Linked DNA regions of Homo sapiens: region 1 is linked to region 2. A link is a contact called in ENCODE Hi-C or POLR2A ChIA-PET data. All regions are on one chromosome and are shown on one strand. Each heading gives the region's core, a stretch centred on a gene start or an enhancer-like site at or near the end of the contact. The rest is flanking DNA. Distances are from core to core; before and after follow the strand shown.

What was found. Hi-C counts contacts between places; a loop is a spot of excess contacts on that map. ChIA-PET counts read pairs that join two places held with the same protein, here RNA polymerase II (POLR2A). Pooled maps may share reads with other maps.
Region 1: a loop to region 2 is called in a pooled map, with 4 times the contacts of the local background. The contact joins the enhancer-like site here to the promoter of F2R in region 2. A Hi-C loop is called at or near these places in 1 of 50 pooled maps. POLR2A ChIA-PET finds 5 or more read pairs at or near these places in 3 of 52 experiments (A673, K562 and OCI-LY7).

The regions. Positions count from the first base shown.
Region 1 is chr5:76,472,357-76,475,147 of GRCh38, forward strand. All of the region lies in intron 2 of IQGAP2 (IQ motif containing GTPase activating protein 2), which reads left to right. Among named protein-coding and RNA genes, the nearest start is that of IQGAP2, 70 kb to the left of the region's middle. RefSeq lists an enhancer at 1-842. Within about 2 kb of position 1,520, at least 5 of the 41 ENCODE cell types and tissues checked have a DNase peak (open chromatin) inside an H3K27ac peak, as active enhancers do; they include OCI-LY7, where a contact is called at or near this core.
Region 2 is chr5:76,714,483-76,717,446 of GRCh38, forward strand. F2R (coagulation factor II thrombin receptor) reads left to right here and starts at 1,644. Exons shown (of 2, transcript NM_001992.5): 1 at 1,644-1,913. The coding sequence starts at 1,826. RefSeq lists a silencer at 1,450-1,699.

The DNA of each region.
Region 1 (2,791 bases), core at 270-2,769, 240 kb before region 2:
TGTAGTTGGGGCCTCAGAGAGGTGTTGGTGCTGAGGGCCAGCTGGCGGTGACCAGGGATTATGCTGTGGAGCTAGAATGGAAGGAACACTTATTAAGGATATAAAGGAAAAAGCTACAGGACTTGGCGGGGGTCTGGATTTGGGCAGCAGAGGAGGACACTGGGAGGTCAGATGCCCTGGGGCAGATCAAAGCATTGCTTATCTGACTCAGCAGGACACATTTCGTGTTCTCTGTCTGCCAAGCCTAGGCTTGGGCATATAGTAGGTGGAAAAAGTTCTTTGTTTTTAGTTTCACATATTGTACTAGCTTTGGATGTATGTTGGACAGGTGCCAATCGGGTATGTTCTGACAGATGAAAGTATAACTTTTCAGAGTGCTGGTATTTTAAAATACAAATAATCGGTATTAATCATCTCCAGCCAAAGACAAGTTGAGCAACTGATATTTGATCCCAAAGTTTATATTTGTTTCTCAGGATCTTCAAAGTTGGAAACCTGGGAGAGGTTTGGAATTTTCCATGGTTGCAAATGTACTTTACTCACAAGGATTATCACACAAGTGTCTACTCACCAGGCACGGTGCTTTAAGCATTCAACCCACATGGTCTCGATTCTCACAACCACTCTGTGGGAAGGAGCATTATCCCCATTTGATAGATGGAAAAACCAAGTCTTGGAAAAACTTAAGTAATTTATTCAGTGTCGCAGCCAACAGGCGACAGCAACAGTATTACAACCTAGGTCTTTCTGACTTCAAAGACTGTGCTTAAAAACTATAACATACTGTCCCATTTCTTTATTTCTTAATGTGTTTTGATCATGTCTTCCTTGTAAGTCCAAAACATGGTCTTGGTTTTTAGGTTCTATATGGGCTAGTTCTAGTTCTAGCTCTTGATCAATAAATTCTCACTTAAGCTTTGGTGGAATTAGCACAATATAGCTATCCATTGGCTATATATGGCTATATATTGTTTTATTTTCCTTTCTCTTTTTTTTTCCTGTGAACTGTTTCTATTTTGTTTTAACTGGTACTATTATAAGTAGTTTGTTCTGGGAATAATTTATCTTGTATTTACTTTGTGTTCTTCCTCCCTCTTTCTCCTTCTCTCTTTTGCTCATTTTAGGCTAGCTCTTTCTTGCTCTCTCTTTTTTCAATTAAAATAAAATAGAGATGAGATCTCACTATGTTGCTTAGGCTGGTCTTGAACTCCTGGCCTCAGGCAGTCCTCCCACCTTGGCCTCCCAAAGTGCTGGAATTACAGGCATCAGCTACTGTGCCTTAAAGTATTATTAAGAATTTGTACTTCTCTATGATGTAGACTTTATTCTGTTCTCTTCACCCAAGAAAATTTTGGTGCATCTTTATTCTTGGTTAGGCCTCCATACCACCTTCAATTCATCAATTATCTTTTTGGTTTTGCCACTATTATGACTGGTTTCAAAGAATGCTTGGCTTTTTGTTGAAACATCAAAAGGTATGAGTAGCAAACAGCACTGAGATCTCTTCCTTCCTGTGTGAACCTCCCCACCGGAAGCTGCCTCATGCTGTGATGCTTAAAAGTCATAAAACGGTATCATTATTCAAGGCATAGAGTGACTTTAGGGAAGCTGGTGGGGGAGAACATTTGTACAAGGTTGTCACAGAATGATTTCTTTGTGTCTTCCATTTTTAGGGTGATATAGAATGTAGAGCGATCTTCCATTGCCTTCTCAGTCTGAACACCTTTGTTTTTCTTTAACAGAGTCAAATCCCCATTTCATATATGGGGATACTGAGGCTCAGAAATTTATCTCACTTATCCATGGTGGAGTTAGTGGTAGATTTGGGATTAGGATAAAGGTCTTCTGACTGTTTGACAGTGCTCTTTAGTTCCATGAGTCTCTATACACCATGTTGAGTAGTAAAAGTAGAAAGCTCAAATGAGTCTCTATAAATCATGTTGAGTAGTAAAAGTAGAAAGCTCAATAAAGAAAAAATATAAACATGAATATTAAACTTATTTGGTAGATTCAGTTCAAGTTTGCTTTTGGTTAAATGCTGCAAATGGTTTGGGGGAATTAGCCATTCATATGTTCTTGTCCTTGATCTTTCATTTTTGCTGAGAAACTTGAACCCATTTTGGTGCAAGAACAGGAATTCAGGAATTAACATTTCTAGTCATTTCTGCACTCTGTACTCCGTCCTACTTGGCTTAATGTCCCTGGGTTGCTTTTTTGTTTGTTTGTTTTTTCCCATCGTGTGATTTGTAATACACAGCTTTTCCTGCCCCTGGTATTTCTCAAGGCAAGAGTTGAGGCAGCTATGTCATCTGGGAGAGTGACTTAGGGCAGTGATCCCCAAATTCATTTACACCTGCATCAAGGTCACTTGGATGCTTGTGTGAGTGCAGGCTTCTGAGGATCACTCCTGACCCTATAAGGCCATCTCTAAGGACAACCTCCGCCTCCCAGGTTCAAGCGATTCTCCTGCCTCAGCCTCCCAAGTAGCTGGAATCACAGGCATGCATCACCACACCTGGCTGATTTTGTATTTTTAGTAGAGACGGGGTTTCACCATATTGGTCAGGCTGGTCTTGAACTCCCGACCTCATGTGATCCACCCACCTCAGCCTCCCAAAGTGCTGGGATTACAGGCATAAGCCACCGCGTCCGGCTGAGGTCTGCCTTTTAACAGAGCACTGGAGTACACTATTATGCACACTGACATTTGAGATAGCATCTATGGCTGAGGCTGTCTCAGCTCTCAGCCTTCCCACCCCAGCTTAGAAAAAAGGAACAGAGGATACCCCTT
Region 2 (2,964 bases), core at 394-2,893:
TTATTTAACTGGGTACTTCCGCAATTTAGTGATCAACTTCTGTGTACAACAAGGTACTGTCCTTTGAGGATGATGGGAGAATACAGGGAAGAACGAAATCGCCTCTGATCGTACTTTCTCCACGGATGTAAGTGTCCGGGCTCTAGTGGGGGAATGATACTCTTCGTGCGAAATTCACTTTTAAAAAAGGCTTAGAAAACTGACCACCGGCTCTCAGCTGCAGCTTATCAACCACAGAACTCCGAATATGCCCGCACATCAGTGCGCTGGGTTAAGAGGAGAAGGGGCTGCGGCTGAGCTTTCCTAGAAACAGCTATTTGGGGACCCATTTCCTGTTGGAGTCTGAAAGGCGCACGCACCAGAGCCAGTGGCAAAGCAACTTAAGCTGCAGGCTCCTCCTGCCCACCCCCAGCCGCGACGCCCCTGGGGGCCCTTAGCAGACTGCCAAGCGAGTGTCCCCGCCCTGTGCCTTGAATTTAGCCAAACTCCTTTAATATCAGGCCTGGCGCGGTGATTCACGCCTGTAATCCCCGCACTTTAGGAGGCTGAGGCAGGAGGATCGCTTGAGGCCAGCAGTGAAATTAGCCGGACATGGTGGCGCGCGCCTTTCTGTGGTCCCAGGTAATCCGGAGGCTGGGGCGAAAGGGTGGCCTGAGCCAGGGAGATCGAGGCTGCAGTGAGCCGTGTTGGCGCCACTGCACTCCAGCCTGGGCGACAGGGCAAGACCCTGCCTCAAAAACAAAACAAACTGTAATATCGTTCAAGAACGTGTGAAGGACACTTGGAAAGTTACCAGGCCATTTCTCTCCTGGGCGCCCGCGGCCCTAGAACGCCGGCCTCACCGGCAGACGCGCGCCCTCCTCCCAGATGCGCAGGTGACCCCGGCGGGCGGCGCGGGAAAGGGAAGAGCTCCGCGAGGCCGCGCGGGGGGGAAGCGGGAGAAGCCGCTCTTCCTATTCCACTCGCAGTCTGCGTGTGGGGGAAACGAGTGCCCGGCGTATGAAACGCCTAACTTCGCGAAATAAAGAGAGACGTATAAAAGTTCAAGAATTCTGTCCAGACTCAAGGGCCCTTTCTCATTTAGGGGCAACCCTGTCACTACATCATAAACTTTTAAATCCGTGATCCCCACGTTACAAAAGCAGAAGTCCCTTTTAGACTTTTAGCGAAAACTGAACTTTGCCGGTGTCCCACACGGAGGGAGGGAGGACGGGAGGCCACGCCAGGGCTGCGGGGCTGCAGGGCGTGGACGCATCCTGGCCGGGGCGTCCACTGTCGACGTCTCCACATCCCAGGAGGGTCGAGACGGCCGCGGGAAGCAGCCTGCGAGCCGTGCGGCCCCATTCCAAGGACCCCGCCAGTGTGAGTCACTGACAGCTTCGCGAATCAACGGTGCCCAGAGGAAAAAACTTCTCATTTGGACTTCTAGGCCCGGCAGTGGCCGGCGGCCAGGGCCCCCCAGTAGGGCAGGGCGGGGCGGGGCGGGGCGCACAGAGCCAGAGGGGCTTGCGAGCGGCGGCTGAGGGACCGCGGGGAGGGGGCGCCGAGCGGCTCCAGCGCAGAGACTCTCACTGCACGCCGGAGGGCGCCCTTCCTCGCTCGCGCCCGCGCGACCGCGCGCCCCAGTCCCGCCCCGCCCCGCTAACCGCCCCAGACACAGCGCTCGCCGAGGGTCGCTTGGACCCTGATCTTACCCGTGGGCACCCTGCGCTCTGCCTGCCGCGAAGACCGGCTCCCCGACCCGCAGAAGTCAGGAGAGAGGGTGAAGCGGAGCAGCCCGAGGCGGGGCAGCCTCCCGGAGCAGCGCCGCGCAGAGCCCGGGACAATGGGGCCGCGGCGGCTGCTGCTGGTGGCCGCCTGCTTCAGTCTGTGCGGCCCGCTGTTGTCTGCCCGCACCCGGGCCCGCAGGCCAGGTGAGAGATGCACGGGAATGGGGTGCGCGGGCGGAGGGACGCCGAGGGGAGACTGCGGGGGTCACTGTTGCGCCTTCTCCTCACCCCTGCCTCAGTTTCCTCCGAAAGCCAAACTGGCATTTGGGCTGAGATCTGGAGTTTTTTCCAGTCACGTTTAGGTGGGGCGTGCCACCCCCTTCGCGGGCCCAGCCGATGCCCCTTTGGACTCGATCTTGGAGGGTGCAGCCCGCCTGCCACGGGGTGTTGGATATGGAGGAGGATGGAGCGGAAGCCCCCTGGGGGAGCCTGCAGTCCTGCGTTGCACTTGTCATTGTGTTTCTCCCAGGACCACCCCCAAAAAGAAAAGCTCTCACGTTGCTCCACCAATAAACGTTTCGATCTTTAAAATATAAAGTGGCGAACCGCTGCCGCTGAAGTTTTGCTTTGTTGGAAGTTTTTTTCTTGCACATTTTACAGGCGAGAAAAGTGATGTAGAGAAAAGCCCAGGCAGTCCCTTGGCATGTTTAGCAGAGAATCAGTACCAGCAGCCCCCGGCCCGGCCTTGTGTCCAGGAGGTGCGCAGGGTGCGAGATATATGGTGACAATAGCAGAGGCTCCGCGTGGTGGCGGGGGAGGGGACATGGAGAGGATTTTGTTGTTACCTAGAACCCATTCCTTCTAAGTGAGTTGAAGAGAGAGATCCCTCCCCAGGACCGGGCTCCCTCGAACACTGTGGGATCCCAGTATTTCTTAACGAGATTTCTGATCCACTGCAAGAAGGTTGCTCCCCTAGAATATTTTCCCCACTAGTAGTCTATTTTTAAGTATCTGGCCACTTGACCAAATAAATAAATTTGATTAATTTATTTGGTCAAATATTTTCTGTATCCCTTTCCCCAAGAGCAGCACAGATGAGTTGTTTTTAGCCTGTAAAGGCGCTAATTAGAAAGTGAGAAAAGTGTTTTTGAATTTCCTAATAACAATAGTATTTTATAAGCTTTGAGCCATTTTTTTTACGCTGAAAGAAGTTCTAGCGGGTTTTCTTGTTATCGCTAAAAGAATGTGCACTCTA